Regions from separate parts of the Homo sapiens genome. Here all the other regions are linked to region 3. The links are chromatin contacts, found by Hi-C or POLR2A ChIA-PET in ENCODE. All regions are on one chromosome and are shown on one strand. Each heading gives the region's core, a stretch centred on a gene start or an enhancer-like site at or near the end of the contact. The rest is flanking DNA. Distances are from core to core; before and after follow the strand shown.

Region 1 (3,997 bases), core at 1,147-3,646, 310 kb after region 3:
GATAACGCTGGGGAAAACTCTGTTCTAGTAATTCTTAGTTGGGGCTATGGATGATGTAAGATCAGGTAGGCCTCACCTCACTTGCATTTAGCAGAAGGTGCCTATCAGAAACCACAGCTCTATCAGCCCAAGATCCCTGTCACAGACACAGCAGAAGGTCCCTATCAGAAACCACCTGATCACAGCTGAGCTGCTGCTCATGGAACCCTCACTCACCCCCAGGGAAATGTCAAGGACATGGTTAGCAGGAGACCCCAGCCAGGGTCTGCTGGCCACAGACAGTCATCCCCACCTCTTTCTCCTCTTCTGCTGGCTGGGGGCAGAGCATCCAGAGGATTCCAGGCAGTAGGATAGAAGGAGCCGCAAAGCTAGCAAGAACCTGGGTCCCTGAATGACTGCGTGGATCATCTCCCCACCCAACCCTGCCATCCCACAGATGAAAAACAGACCTTTATTGGTATGAAGGCTTGAGGTTAGGGAATTATGTGTTACAGCAGTTGACCTACCATACTCATCTGCTGTTTGTTGTCACCCCCGCTTCAGTGTGGAATGTAGAACGCATGTCTTTGTTAGAGGTAGGGAGACATTTGGAGGGTGAAAGTCCCGCTCCCAGGGCCACTCTTGGGAAGATGATTCTGGCCTGTGGGACTATACTGGAGGGACACTGTTGGACTGGCTCTTCCAAATACAGGGTGAGGGGAAAGGCAGGCCTTGCTCTAACTAGTCCTCCCCTGCCCTGGGTTCTGAAAAGCCTTGGGAAAGGAAGCAATTGGAAAGCAGATCCTCTTGTGGGAAAATTACTCGCAGCAGCCTAGTGTCTCCTGCCTAAGGGTAGAACACAGGCTGCTGAGCAACCAGCTCCTCCTCTGACAGTGGGGCCAAAGTACCCATACCCTTCCTCCTGGGTCCAGGTGGGCAGGTGAGGGAGGCCAGGGAGGAGAGGATCCCTAGACATCAGCTTCCTGCCTGGGCATGCATGCCAGGCTCTCAGTCCCTGGAGCCAGCTCCCTCACTCAGGCTCTCCAGAGAGTTTAAAGAGAGGGCTGGCTCTGGGGCTATAACCTGCCCAGTATGGGTGGCACCAGCTTAGCTCAGCCTCTGAGGGCTCCTTTTCGATGAAACCTCACAGCATCCAGCCCTTTAACTCATCAGTCTCCATCTTCATCCCACCCCACCCGCTAACTGCAAGTCAGGCAGGCTAGACTGATTCATTACTATAGAATGAAAGGCAGCATGTTATGGGAGAAGGAACCCTGCCACCATCTAGGCGTGTGGCTTCAGGCAAGCTCTGTAAAATGGGGATAACTGTTCTGATCCTGCCCACTGTGTTCTGTAAGTTGGGGGTACTATGCAAATGAAAAAAATAAATAGGATGGACTGGGTGTGGTGGCTCATGCCTGTAATCCCAGCACTTTGGGAGGCCGAGGCAGGCGAATCACCTGAGGTCAGGAGTTCGAGACCAGCCTGGCCAAAATGGTGAAAGCCCGTCTCTACTAAAAATACAAAAATTAGCTGGGGGTGGTGGCGCATGCCTGTAGCCCCAGCTACTCTACTTGATAGGCTGAGGCAGGAGAATTGCTTGAACCCAGGAGGCGGAGGTTGCAGTAAGCCGAGATTGTGCCACTGCACTCCAGCCTGAGTGACAGAGCGAGACTCTGTCTCAAAAAATAAATAAAATAAAATAAAATAAAATAAACATAAATAAAAATAAACAGGATGAGGGGTGTTTGAGAGTTACCAGGTGCTATGGACTGTAAGGGGTGGCTGATTAATGGGATTGAGAGGGAAGCAATTTTGATGGGGGAAGAGTGCAAAGGCGGGGTCTGGAGTCAGCCCAGAGGAGGGGCAGGTAAGAGCAGAGGAGCTCCTGAGTGACTGGAGGCAGGGTGTGTGCTCAGTGGGTAGGAGGAGAGCTTGCAGCCTTGAGACTGCAAGCTCAAGGCAGCAGGGAGTGTTGTCATGGGAAAGTGAGTGTGGCTTCCCAGGACCTGACTTCTCCCTCTGCCCTGGAGAACCAGGCAGCCAAGGGTCCACTTGGCTGGGATGAGCCTTTGGCAGTTGCTCCTGCCTGTCTCCTTTCCAGACAGGTGCAGTCACTCACCTGCGGGCTCTTGGCTGCCCACGCCCTGACCTGGCACCTGTCCTGGCAGGCAGCATGCTGGGCAGGCTCTACCCTTAGAGCCAGGCTCTTTCCGTGAGCTGCTGGCTGGGGCCTCCTGGCTCCCCCATCTGTCTGGGCCTAGACACTGTGCCTGGTGGTTCTTTCTGCTCCTTAAACTCATGTTTGACCACCTGCTGGCCCCAGGACCAATCCCTGGCTTATCCCCAATCCCGCTGCCCTTACAGGGCCCTAATAACAGTGAGCAGGTTAATCACTGTCCCCCTCCCCCAACCAGACAGATCAGAGGTGTCAGAAGCTCAGAGCTGTAAGGAACCTTAACACTTACCTATTCCGTTCTCTTTGTGTACAGAGGAGGAAACTGATACCCTGAGAGGAAAAATGACTCACCCAAAGGAACCCAGCAAATTAATGGCAAAGAGAGGCCTAGAGCCTGGGCCTCCTGACTCCTATTGCAGGGTTCTTTCTACATCCCCAAGCCCTTGGCTTTCTGTCACGGAGTCCCTACCAGCTCCAGGTCCTGTCTCTGCATGGAGACCTGACATGACCCAGGCCAGCCTCCTTGGCTCAGGAGTTCCCTCCAAGCTGCTTGGGATCTGGGGATGTGCAGGGCTCTGGATGAGTTGTCTCAGCCCAAACACCAGGGTTTGCTCAGAGCCCAGCACCACAGCCTTCAACCAGGGCTTTGAAGAGGCCAGGGTGGGGCCAGAGCCGGTCCTGTCGGTGTGTGGGGCCCTTTCCCTCTCCCCAAGGCCCATGAAATTGGCTGTATCTCTTCTCACCCTCCTTTGATGTAGTCAAGGAAGGTGCACTCTGACTCCACAGCAAAGGAAAGCAGGGTGACCTTCAAAACAAAAGGGAGCTTGGTCAGTGGGGAGCCTGGGGTCAGGGGAGATGGGTTATGATTCGAGAGCTGACATTGACAGAACACTCGGCATGTGCCAGTTTTGCATGCATGACTGCATGCACTGCCCACACCACCCCATGAAGTACTATTATTATCCCCACTTTATAGCCAAGGAAACTGAAACCCAAAGAGGTGGTGCAATGTGCCCAAGGACACTGCCAGGGCAGAGAAGGGATCTGAAACCAGGGTGTGTCTGACTTCAGAGCCTGCACTCTTGACCTTGACGGAAGGGTCCCATCTGTGTCAGTGGAACCGGGGTCCAAGCCAAGGGTGTTAGTTTCCTCTAAGTGGGCACTGGCTCTTCAGCCCCAGGGACCTAGGGTGGGGTGTGGAGGACAAGGGGGCCCTCCTGGCACAGGCCTAACAACCTGCCAATGCCGACCAGCTTCAGGCTTCCATGTGCCTAGAGCTATTAGTCCTGAAATGTGCCTCTTTGGACTGTGCTTATCTTAAATCTTACTGGTCCCATCTCATCCCTCTCAGACCCAAGATCCTGCCTCATAAGTAGCCCATCCTTTTCCCCAGAGGTAACTGACTACCCCAGGCCCCCTCCCCCAAGCAGAGGCCTTTTAACCTATGCCCTGGCAAAGTTAGCTTTGGCTTTGCCAAGACAGGCAGCTACCTGGCAGCTCATTATCATAACAATTTAGAATCAAGGAGACAAATGAAAGCCTGGCATCCTAGGCCAATTATATGAGACAAGATTAGGGCAGAGGACCTTTCACCTGTGTAAGAGAACGAACTCCTCTCTGGTAGTTTGGGAGCCCCCTATTCATGAAGATTCAGCTGTTTTTACAGGCTCATTGGGAGGGCCAGGTGAGAGCACCACCCTTACTTGGCAGTAAGACCCCCAGCTATTGTGGTTAAGGTATTAGGCACCTGGATGAACCACAGGCCTCCTTCCAAGTGTGGCAGCTCAGACTTACTAGGAACCACGGCAGTGGCTTCAACCCTGACTGATGACCATGAGA
Region 2 (4,598 bases), core at 503-3,002, 290 kb after region 3:
GGGATTACAGGCATGAGCCACCGCGCCCGGCCCTCCAGCTGATTCTTTTACTGGGCCCTTCACTGATCCTTTTTACCCCAATGTCTTCTCCCATCTCAGGTCCCCTCCCGCAGCCCACAAGCCTGCCCCTGAACTGAGCAGTTTCTCAGTGTGCTCAGAGAGAGAGAGAGAGAGAGAGAGAGAGAGAGAGAGAGAGAGAGAGAGAGAGAGAGAGAGAGGGGTGTGGGCTGCAGTGAGTGATGCTGGCCCTGGATAAGGATGGGAAACAGGTCCTATAGTTGCTAATGGCTCTTTCTCTGGGGCCCAGGGACCTGGCAGGCACCAACATCTCTGTCCTGTAGGCCAGGGAATTAATGAGGCAGGTAGGCAGGGTGTGATTCCTGGGAGAGGCAGTAGAGCAGACAGCCCCTGTCGTTTGGGGGCCCGGTACGGGAGTGGCCCCCAGGCCTCCCCGTCTCAGCTCAGCTCTGTTGTGGCCTCAGGCAACTCAGGTTCGCAGGAGGTGGAGTTCTGGGAGGAACTCCACACTGCCCAGCACCCTCTTTTGGCTTTCTTGGGCCGGATCCACCTGCTGGGCAGGGCACAGCTGTGCAAGGACCACCAGCCTTTCCTGCTGTCAAAGGGCTCACAAGCCAGGGAACAGGACCCAGGAACCTCAGAGCAGCACAAAGTAGGCAACGACAGCAGCAGGAGAAACTTGAGGTAGACTTCAGAGTGAACTTCCAGGCAAGTGGTGAGTTCTTGGGGCATGTCAGCCAAGGAGGCTCTGATTTAGGCTTAGCCAGAGTCTGATTAAGAAAAGGAGGGTGGGACTGGGCTGATGGGACTCAGGCTGTGGAGTGAGAAGGGAGGGCATGGGGAGAGAAGGAAGGCTGGGCAGGAGCTCTAAGAGAAGAGGGCTTTTGGGAGCTGAGGGTGAGCAGGGGCAGAATGACATCCCTCCTTTACCCAGTGCCTACCGTATGCCAGGCACTGTTCTGAGCACCTAGCTCGTGTTAATTCATTTAGCCCTCACACCATCAGGCGTGCTCCCCCATCTTACGGAAAAGGAAAGTACTGCATAGGGAGGCTGAGTAACTTCCCCGTAGTCACGTAGCAAGTAAGTGCTGGAGCCAGTGTTAAACGCAAACGCCGATACCCATAGACTTAACTCTGAAGTTATGCAACTGCTTACAGGAAGATGCGGATGCTTCGGGGAAGGAGGGGCCAGGTCCCTGAAGCCTCGTATTGCTCCCTGCCAATTCCTCTCCAGTAATAGTCCATGTCATTGGTGGGTGTGGACCAGGAAAAAGAGACGAAAAGGCAGTGATAAATGCCAGGAAAGTGGCTGGATGACAGCCTTCATCCAGGACAGGTCCTTCATTTCCCCTCCTCCTGCCGTCTCTGAAGCTGGTGGGACCCGGGAAGGTGGCCGACATCAGAATTCACAGAGGCCCCCTCTCCAGTCTCCCCTCAGCTGCCCTCAGGCACGTTGCTGCCCTGGGGCCCCAGAGACGAAGCCAAGTTCCCCAGGCTGGGGCTCTGCAGGAGGGACTCAGAGACTCCTTCAAACCTGGCTTTGAGCCCGCAGGAGAAGAGTGTCTCCAGCCCCCACCCCGGTGTGGTAGAAAAGGGGAGGGCAACTCCAGTAAGGACTCCTCTGCTATGTCTTGTTTGCTGCTGGATTCCGGGAACCTGGTCCAGAGCAAATGCTCAGGAAATATGTACTGAGTTAGCAGGCAAGCCTCCAGCTAAAGCTCCCGGGCCCTGGCCTGGCCTGCAGGGCGGCCAATGGTGACATCAGCCACTGGGCTGGCTCTAGGATGTCTACATCCCATCTTGTAGCCAGAGTCCTCCCAATCGGGGACTCCCCCTGCCCTTGACATGTGGGACAGAGTGGGGGTGAGAAGAAAGGTCTGACCACTGGGTGCAGACTCCCCCACTCTGCCAGGGGCCTGCACAGCATAACCTAGAGGGCAATGATTCCCAGGCTGGTCTGCCCTTAGAATTATTTGGGATCTTTCAAAAATGCTAAAGCCCAGACCAACTATGTCATGTCTCTGGGGGTGGGACCCAGGCTTCTGTATTTGTGAAACTCCTCAGGTGATCCCAAAGTGCAGAGAAGCTTGGGAACCACTGGAAGGGGCTTCACACCTTCTCAAAGCCCTTTCAGACCCACTTTTCCATTTGAACCTCAAATTAAACCTGCTTGTTTCACAGGGCAGGGTTTTTGTTTTGTCAAAAAATAGATACATATGTGTGTGTGTATGTATGCACATATATATTTATCAGATTATGAAAACAATGTGTACTCCCTGCAGAAATTTTAGAAATAAATTTTAAAGAAGAAAATGAAAATTACCCTAGTCTTACCACTTATGATAGTTACTATTGACATCTGTTTTATTTTATTTCCTTGCTTTCTTACAGCTGAGGAAACTGAGGTAGAGAAACATTAAGTAACTCTCCCAGGGGCCAGGTGCGGTGGCGCCTGTAATCCCAGCACTTTGGGAGGCCGAGGCATGAGAATCGCTTGAACCTAGGAGGCGGAGGTTGCAGTGAGTCAAGATCTCACTCCAGCCTGGGTGATAGAGTGAGATTCTGTTTCTAAAAAAATAAATAAATAAATAAATCCCAGGGTACTGGAGCTAGCAAGCAGCAGAGGCAGGATTTGAACCCAGGGTACTAATGGAGTCCATCCCATGGGGTTGTCATGAGGTCTGCAGGGGCTAATGTGTGCCAAGGACAGGCCTTATCTGGGCCCACTACATGCAGGGGGTCTGTGAAAAAAGGAGGCTTAGCAGGAATGGGGAAGGCGGCCTTTGGGGCTGGCTGGTTTCTACTTTGTCCTTGTGTGTTTGAAACAGAATGGAGCCCAATGCTACGTTCACCACGCAGCTCACGGCCACACCTGAGCGACTGCTCCGACTCATCTCTGCTGGGGTCTGTGGCCTCATCCTGCTGGTGGGGCTGTCAGCTAATGGGCTCATGCTGCTGGTGGTGGGCCGGGGCCCGGGCTCCCCCCACCCGCTCCACTCCCTGACCCACAGCCTCATGATGAACATCACGCCATCTGACCTGCTCTTCCTGGCCTGCGTGGTGCCTGTGCTGCTGCTGAGCTTCCTGCAGCACAACTGGTGGCTGGGCCCTGCCATCTGCACCATTAGCCAGGCCACCAACACAGCCACCACGTTCTGCATCTTCTATAGCATGGTGGCCACAGCTCTCCTGCGCCATGTGGCTGTGGCCCGGCCTGACCTGGCCTTCCCAGCCGGCTGGGGCACCCTCTTGCTGCTCTGTGGGGCCATGTGGGCCCTGGGCCTTACAGAATCCCTGCCCAACTGGCTGTTCCAGAGGGTGGCAGTGGAGGAGGAGACAGCGGGGGCTCCCAAGACCCAGGCCTGCCTCTTGCTCCTGAGCCCTGCTGGGACCTCCTGCTACATCAGCCTGCTGGGAGCCCTGGCCTTCCTGCCATGCACGCTGGGGCTGGGCTGCTCTTTCAGCCACGTGGGCTGGCTCCTGTGGACCCAGCCCCAAGGTCCCATGGGAGAGAGCATCCAGGAGCATTAAGAGAACATAGGGCTCAGCCTTGTGGTGCTGGTGGTTTTTGTGCTGATGTGGGGGCCCTGCTCCATGCTGGGTTATGTGGCAGCCATGGGCTACCTGCCTGCCACACCGGCTGCTTTTGTGGCCTCCAGCCTCTGCACCATCCTGGCCTACTCCAATTGCGCTGTCAGCCCTATCCTCTGCTTCTACCTCTCCCGCCCCTTCCAGGCAGGACTCAGGGACCTCTTCTGCAGGCCGATGATGGCCAGGCATCCCAGAGGTGTGGGAGTGGCAGCCTCAGTGGTGGCGACTGTCCAGCCTGGCCGTGACAGGGCCTCAGGAGGCCTGTGGGGCCTGGCGGGGGTCTAAGAGTATAGGCTGATGGATGCGCTGAGATTCAAGGGAGATGGGAAGACCCTTAGGGACCTGACAGCCCATCCCCTCTATTTTACCAGTGGAGAGACTGAGACCCAGAGGGCAGATGGCCCAAACAAGGTCACAAAGCAACTAAATGGCTCAGCTAGAGCTCACATCTCTAGGTAACCAGATGGATCCTCCCACTCCACTTTCAGGCTCAGATCTCTGTAGGCTCCACTGCTCTCTAATTGTGTGATCTTGAGCCTCTGTGTCTCAGTGTTCTCATCTGGAAAATGGGATGATGACAGTACATACCTTCTTCACAGGGTTGTTATGAAGATGAATTTGCTAAACACATGTAAAGTGCTTAGAAGGATGCTTAGTAAGTGCATATGCGTGCTGGTCATTGCTACTATTATTATTTTATTTGTATTAATTCAGGGGTATTTGAGGTGAGTGGACAAGAGGAGGACAGAGGGGCTTCCAAAGGCAGAGAAGTGGGTGGAGAATGATCTGGGGGGTAACAGCCTAGGGTCCTTAATCCTGAAGGCCAGGAGATTGAGTAGGGGGAGCAGAGGGCCAGCCACAGCCTGGGGGGTGAGCTCAGAGGCAGGACAGCCTTTCCCCTCTCTGCCCACCCCTCCAGCTCTGTTCCACACACCCCTCAGTCCAATAGGGGGACAAAAATCCAGTCAACCATGCAGCCATGACTCCGG
Region 3 (3,949 bases), core at 630-3,129:
CACAAATCTGCAGCCAGTGCAGTGGCTCATGCCTGTAATCCCCAAACTTAGGGAGGCAGAAGCAGGAGGATAGCTTGAGCCTAGGAGTTCAAGACCTGCCTGGGCAACAGAATAAGAACTCCATTCTCCACAAAAAGAAAAAAAAAAAAAAAAAGAAAGACAATATACAAATCTACGGGAAGGAATCTTTCCAGAAAGGAAGAATTTGTTTCAAGAACTGTTTTGCAGGAATATCAGAAGGTTTTTTATTTTTCTTTGACTCAAAGGCTGTAACACTGTACTTTATAAAAATGGAAATAAAGGCATTAGTTTGAACAATCCTCTATGCTGCTACTGTTGTAAAGTTTGGAGCCTATAACTCACTCAAATTGGTTTATAGCCATGTGTTTACTAAATCTTTTTTCATATTCCTTTTCTCCAGGCATACAGGAATTTATATCTCACAGCCTTCTTAGAGTCAGTCAGGTTGAGCCTGGTGACTAGTTCAGGACAGTGAAACGTCAGCAGAAGTGAAAAGGCCACTCACTTCTGGCAGAGGCAAAGGAGAGCCCTTACAGGATTCTCCAATCTAGCTCTTCTGCCAGCCCGGAAGTGCTGGGAGGGCAGAGCCACTGACGCAAGCAGCAGGGAAGCTGAGTCACCATGGGGACGTGAGACTGACTTACAGATGACGAGTGCAGCCTCACAGCCTAGTCCATGTTGAGATAAACACAATACAGTCCTGCATACTTTATAGTCATAAACGAGGGAGAATAGAAATGGAAAATGACCCTCTAGGCCTCTAAGACCAAATTATAATGAAAAAATTTATGTCTTCAGTTTTGAAAATTAAATTTTTTGACCCTGATAAAACAAATTTGCTATACAAGTATCCGTTAACCGTGTGAAACCTACTGAGTCAAACTATTTTCTTACATTCCTTCCACTTCAACACCAATTCTAATCCAATTCCAAATTAGTTTTCAGAGAGTCTCTTGTAAGGAAAAGGAGAATCGACTTCGAATTTTAAAATTTGTGCTATTATTAGTTTATAGAGCTTTCAACAATTTACAAATAGTTTGCATAATCAGTATATTTAATTAGTATATATAGACATATATATATATATTTGAGAGGGAACTTCACTGCAACCTCCCAGTTGCCTCCTGGGTTCAAGTGATTCTCCTGCCTCAGCCTCCCAAACAGCTAGGGTTATAGGCGCCCACCACCACGCCCGGCTAATTTTTGTATTTTTAGCAGAGACAGGGTTTCATCATGTTGGCCAGGCTGGTCTGGAATGCCCAACCTCAGGTGATCTGCCCGCCTCGGCCTCCCAAAGTGCAAGGATTACAGGCGTGAGCCACCAAGCCCGGCCTAGTGTAATTTTTAAAAGTACAAAAGCCACTAGAAACCGTGACAATAAGAACTTCCTTTTGGGTTTTCCAGCATTTGGTTCATAGGACATGGACCATATATAGATGTTTTTTGAATGCTGAAATCTTTTACTCATAACACAGTTTTCCCAGTAACTTGCTTCCGGTTGATTTAAAATTTGTAATACACCTTTGTAATAGCAGGTACCTTCATGAAACTCAGTATTTGAGAAAAATGTGGAGTTTTTCCCCCTTTCTTTTGGCCAGAATGTATATCCAGGGTAGTGACTTTCGAGCAAATGCGTTTAAGCAACTCCAGTATTCTTACTACGCTACCTCCAACCTCGCTCCACGCATGGGGAGATCAGGGTTCCACATTTTCGGGTAAGCATTAGCCGTCCTGGCGCTGCACGAGCGTATTCTACAATTCCGAAAACTACTAACTTTTCCGTCTGCAACCTTTAATAATTGAGAGGGTATGCGCAACTCAGAAAAGTGCGCCCGCTGAGGTTGGGTGCAGAGTGGACTGGAGGAAAGGCGACACCCATTTACGGTGCGGCCCCGGACGGGGTCCCCAGACACGGCCTTCCCGGCGTGCCACGCGCGGAGGGGACTCTTAACGTGAAGCGCTGGGTGACTCAGCCGCGTGGCCGCGCGGTCCGGGGCGGGGGGCGCGCGCCGCTGCGGCACAGCCGGTCCCGGCTGCGGCTTCTGGCTGCGCGGCCTGCGCGCGCCTCCCGGGCGGATTCCAGCCCCGAGCGGGACAGCGCGGCGGGGAGCGACGAGTAAGTGGCGGCGCGGTACGGTTTCGGGCGCGAAGACCGGGCAGGGAGAGTGTGGCGGCGGGCGTGGCCCGAGTCTTCCCTTTGTGGCCGAGGGGGCGTCTCCTCCGGACGCGGCGGCGGTTCGGACCCCCGAGTCGAAAGGCCGCGGGGCTGAGCTGGGCGCGAGGAACCTGTGGGCAGCGGCTTGATGGGCTCCTGTTTCCGCGCGGAGGGCAGAGTCTGGTGATCCTGGGGAGGGAGGCGACGCTGCGCCCAGGTGGTGGGCACAGCTGAAGTGTAACTTGACTGCTTGACTGCTTTTTGCAGGCCTCGGGTGGTTCATCCCGCCGGAGAGGAATGGCGAGAACCTGGAGTGTTGACTGGCAAAACATTTGCAGACGCGGTTTTTCTGGCAATTAATTGGCTCCATTAAAAATTAGGTAGTTGGTGGGGACTTCCTCCTGAACTCTGGAGCCGAGCGCATTTTGCTCGGTCTTTTCAGCCCTGTTTCCGCGTCTTCCTTCCCTGCCACCCGCAAATTGCCAGCTTTCATCCGTGGCTCTGAGTGCAAAAGAGCTGGGGAAAGCCTTAACCAGCAATTTTCTTTTAAATAAAACTTTGCTTTTTATAGCAGTGTCTTCAGGTTTAGAAGCCCAGTTCTGCACTATGAGAAAACTCTTCTATTTTGGAGTTTGTGATTCTTTCTGAAAATTCCTCAGTTGAAGAGATTTATTTTTAAATAAGAATCTAGTGAACAAACTAACATGATAAACAAGGCTGTGAAGGAACTGTTTAACCAGCTTATGAAAATATGTCCCAGAGTCCTTAGTTTTGTTCCTGTTCGCTGTGCGAGAAGTTGAGGTAGTTTTTTAATGGTCTTCAAAACAAAGTGTTGTAGTAGTGTCTGTCGGATGTGATGAATCCAGAGTCAGAGGACTTCCGCTCAAGGCCCCCACCTGAAACCCCAATTCCTAGGCCATAGTTCTGAAACAGAAGATTGTTCCTTAGTAATAAGGTTGCAGTACCCTAGCACCTCTTCCATAAATTTGATTCTAGAGATTTGTGATGGGTCCCTGAGTCTGGGATTTAAGCAAGCACCTGCACTCTTGGTCTGTTACTGATGATCCAGGGACCGACCACACGTTGACAGACACCACCTTTAGGCTGGGCTGGGAATTTTAAAAACTGCCCAACAGCCTTAACCCTTTGTCGATGTTTTCCTCCCCTGCCCTAAACCAGTCGTAGGACAAGAAGCCCTGACTCTCCAGAAGCCAATATGAGAAAAGATAGTGCTTTTTTTGACCCTGACACGGGGTAGGAAATGATTTTCATGCATATTCCGATATTGCTCTGATGGTTTAGAGATAGCCCATTAATCTTTTCCTTCTGAGGGCTGCTTCTAGTATCATCAGAGCTTAATGCCATTAGGCCAAATCTCCTCCGCCCAGCTCACTCAAGTCTCCCCATGGAACCAGGGCAGCCAATGCCATATAATTCCCATGGCCTTGACTGTCATATTATCTGGTATGTAGCAGTACTAGTAGCATTATGAGGGCTTTCAGTTCAGCTGGACGTTAATTTAGTCATCAAATACCTGCGTAATGCCTATTTTCCTCAAAGCACTGTAGTAGGCTGTTTTATCAACAGCATTGCAATATAGACACATATTTCTGGCACAGAGTTGCATTCCTCCTTTGAGGCAGAAATGAGGGCTGGATAAACTCCACTGCTGCCAAAAGGTTCTCTTTATTCATCCACAATTTGTTCCTTCCTGTTATGCCAGAAATACACGTACTATTCCAATAATCTCGTTTTCCTTAAGAAGTTAAGAAA

What was found. A loop is a pair of places that touch in the nucleus more often than their neighbours do. ChIA-PET counts read pairs that join two places held with the same protein, here RNA polymerase II (POLR2A). Pooled maps may share reads with other maps.
Region 1: a map of gastrocnemius medialis shows a loop between it and region 3 (1.9-fold over the local background). The contact joins the enhancer-like site here to the promoter of PXT1 in region 3. A Hi-C loop is called at or near these places in 2 of 168 maps with a recorded cell type or tissue (CD4-positive, alpha-beta memory T cell and gastrocnemius medialis), 21 of 37 single-sample maps with no recorded cell type and 17 of 50 pooled maps. POLR2A ChIA-PET finds 5 or more read pairs at or near these places in 5 of 52 experiments (Panc1, RWPE1, T-cell and 2 more).
Region 2: a pooled map shows a loop between it and region 3 (4-fold over the local background). The contact joins the enhancer-like site here to the promoter of PXT1 in region 3. A Hi-C loop is called at or near these places in 10 of 50 pooled maps. POLR2A ChIA-PET finds 5 or more read pairs at or near these places in 3 of 52 experiments (B cell, Panc1 and T-cell).

Annotation. Positions count from the first base shown.
Region 1 is chr6:36,750,133-36,754,129 of GRCh38, forward strand. CPNE5 (copine 5) reads right to left here. Exons shown (of 21, transcript NM_020939.2): 14 at 2,902-2,963. Among named protein-coding and RNA genes, the nearest start is that of RAB44, 54 kb to the left of the region's middle. Within about 2 kb of position 2,397, at least 14 of the 41 ENCODE cell types and tissues checked have a DNase peak (open chromatin) inside an H3K27ac peak, as active enhancers do; they include gastrocnemius medialis, where a contact is called at or near this core.
Region 2 is chr6:36,734,158-36,738,755 of GRCh38, forward strand. It overlaps the pseudogene GPR166P. Among named protein-coding and RNA genes, the nearest start is that of RAB44, 39 kb to the left of the region's middle. RefSeq lists an enhancer at 1,103-1,604. Within about 2 kb of position 1,753, at least 26 of the 41 ENCODE cell types and tissues checked have a DNase peak (open chromatin) inside an H3K27ac peak, as active enhancers do.
Region 3 is chr6:36,440,975-36,444,923 of GRCh38, forward strand. PXT1 (peroxisomal testis enriched protein 1) reads right to left here and starts at 1,880. Exons shown (of 5, transcript NM_152990.4): 1 at 1,561-1,880. It overlaps KCTD20 (potassium channel tetramerization domain containing 20), which reads left to right and starts at 2,026. Exons shown (of 8, transcript NM_173562.5): 1 at 2,026-2,137. RefSeq lists enhancers at 347-894, 2,379-2,478, 3,084-3,143 and silencers at 701-770, 1,929-2,218.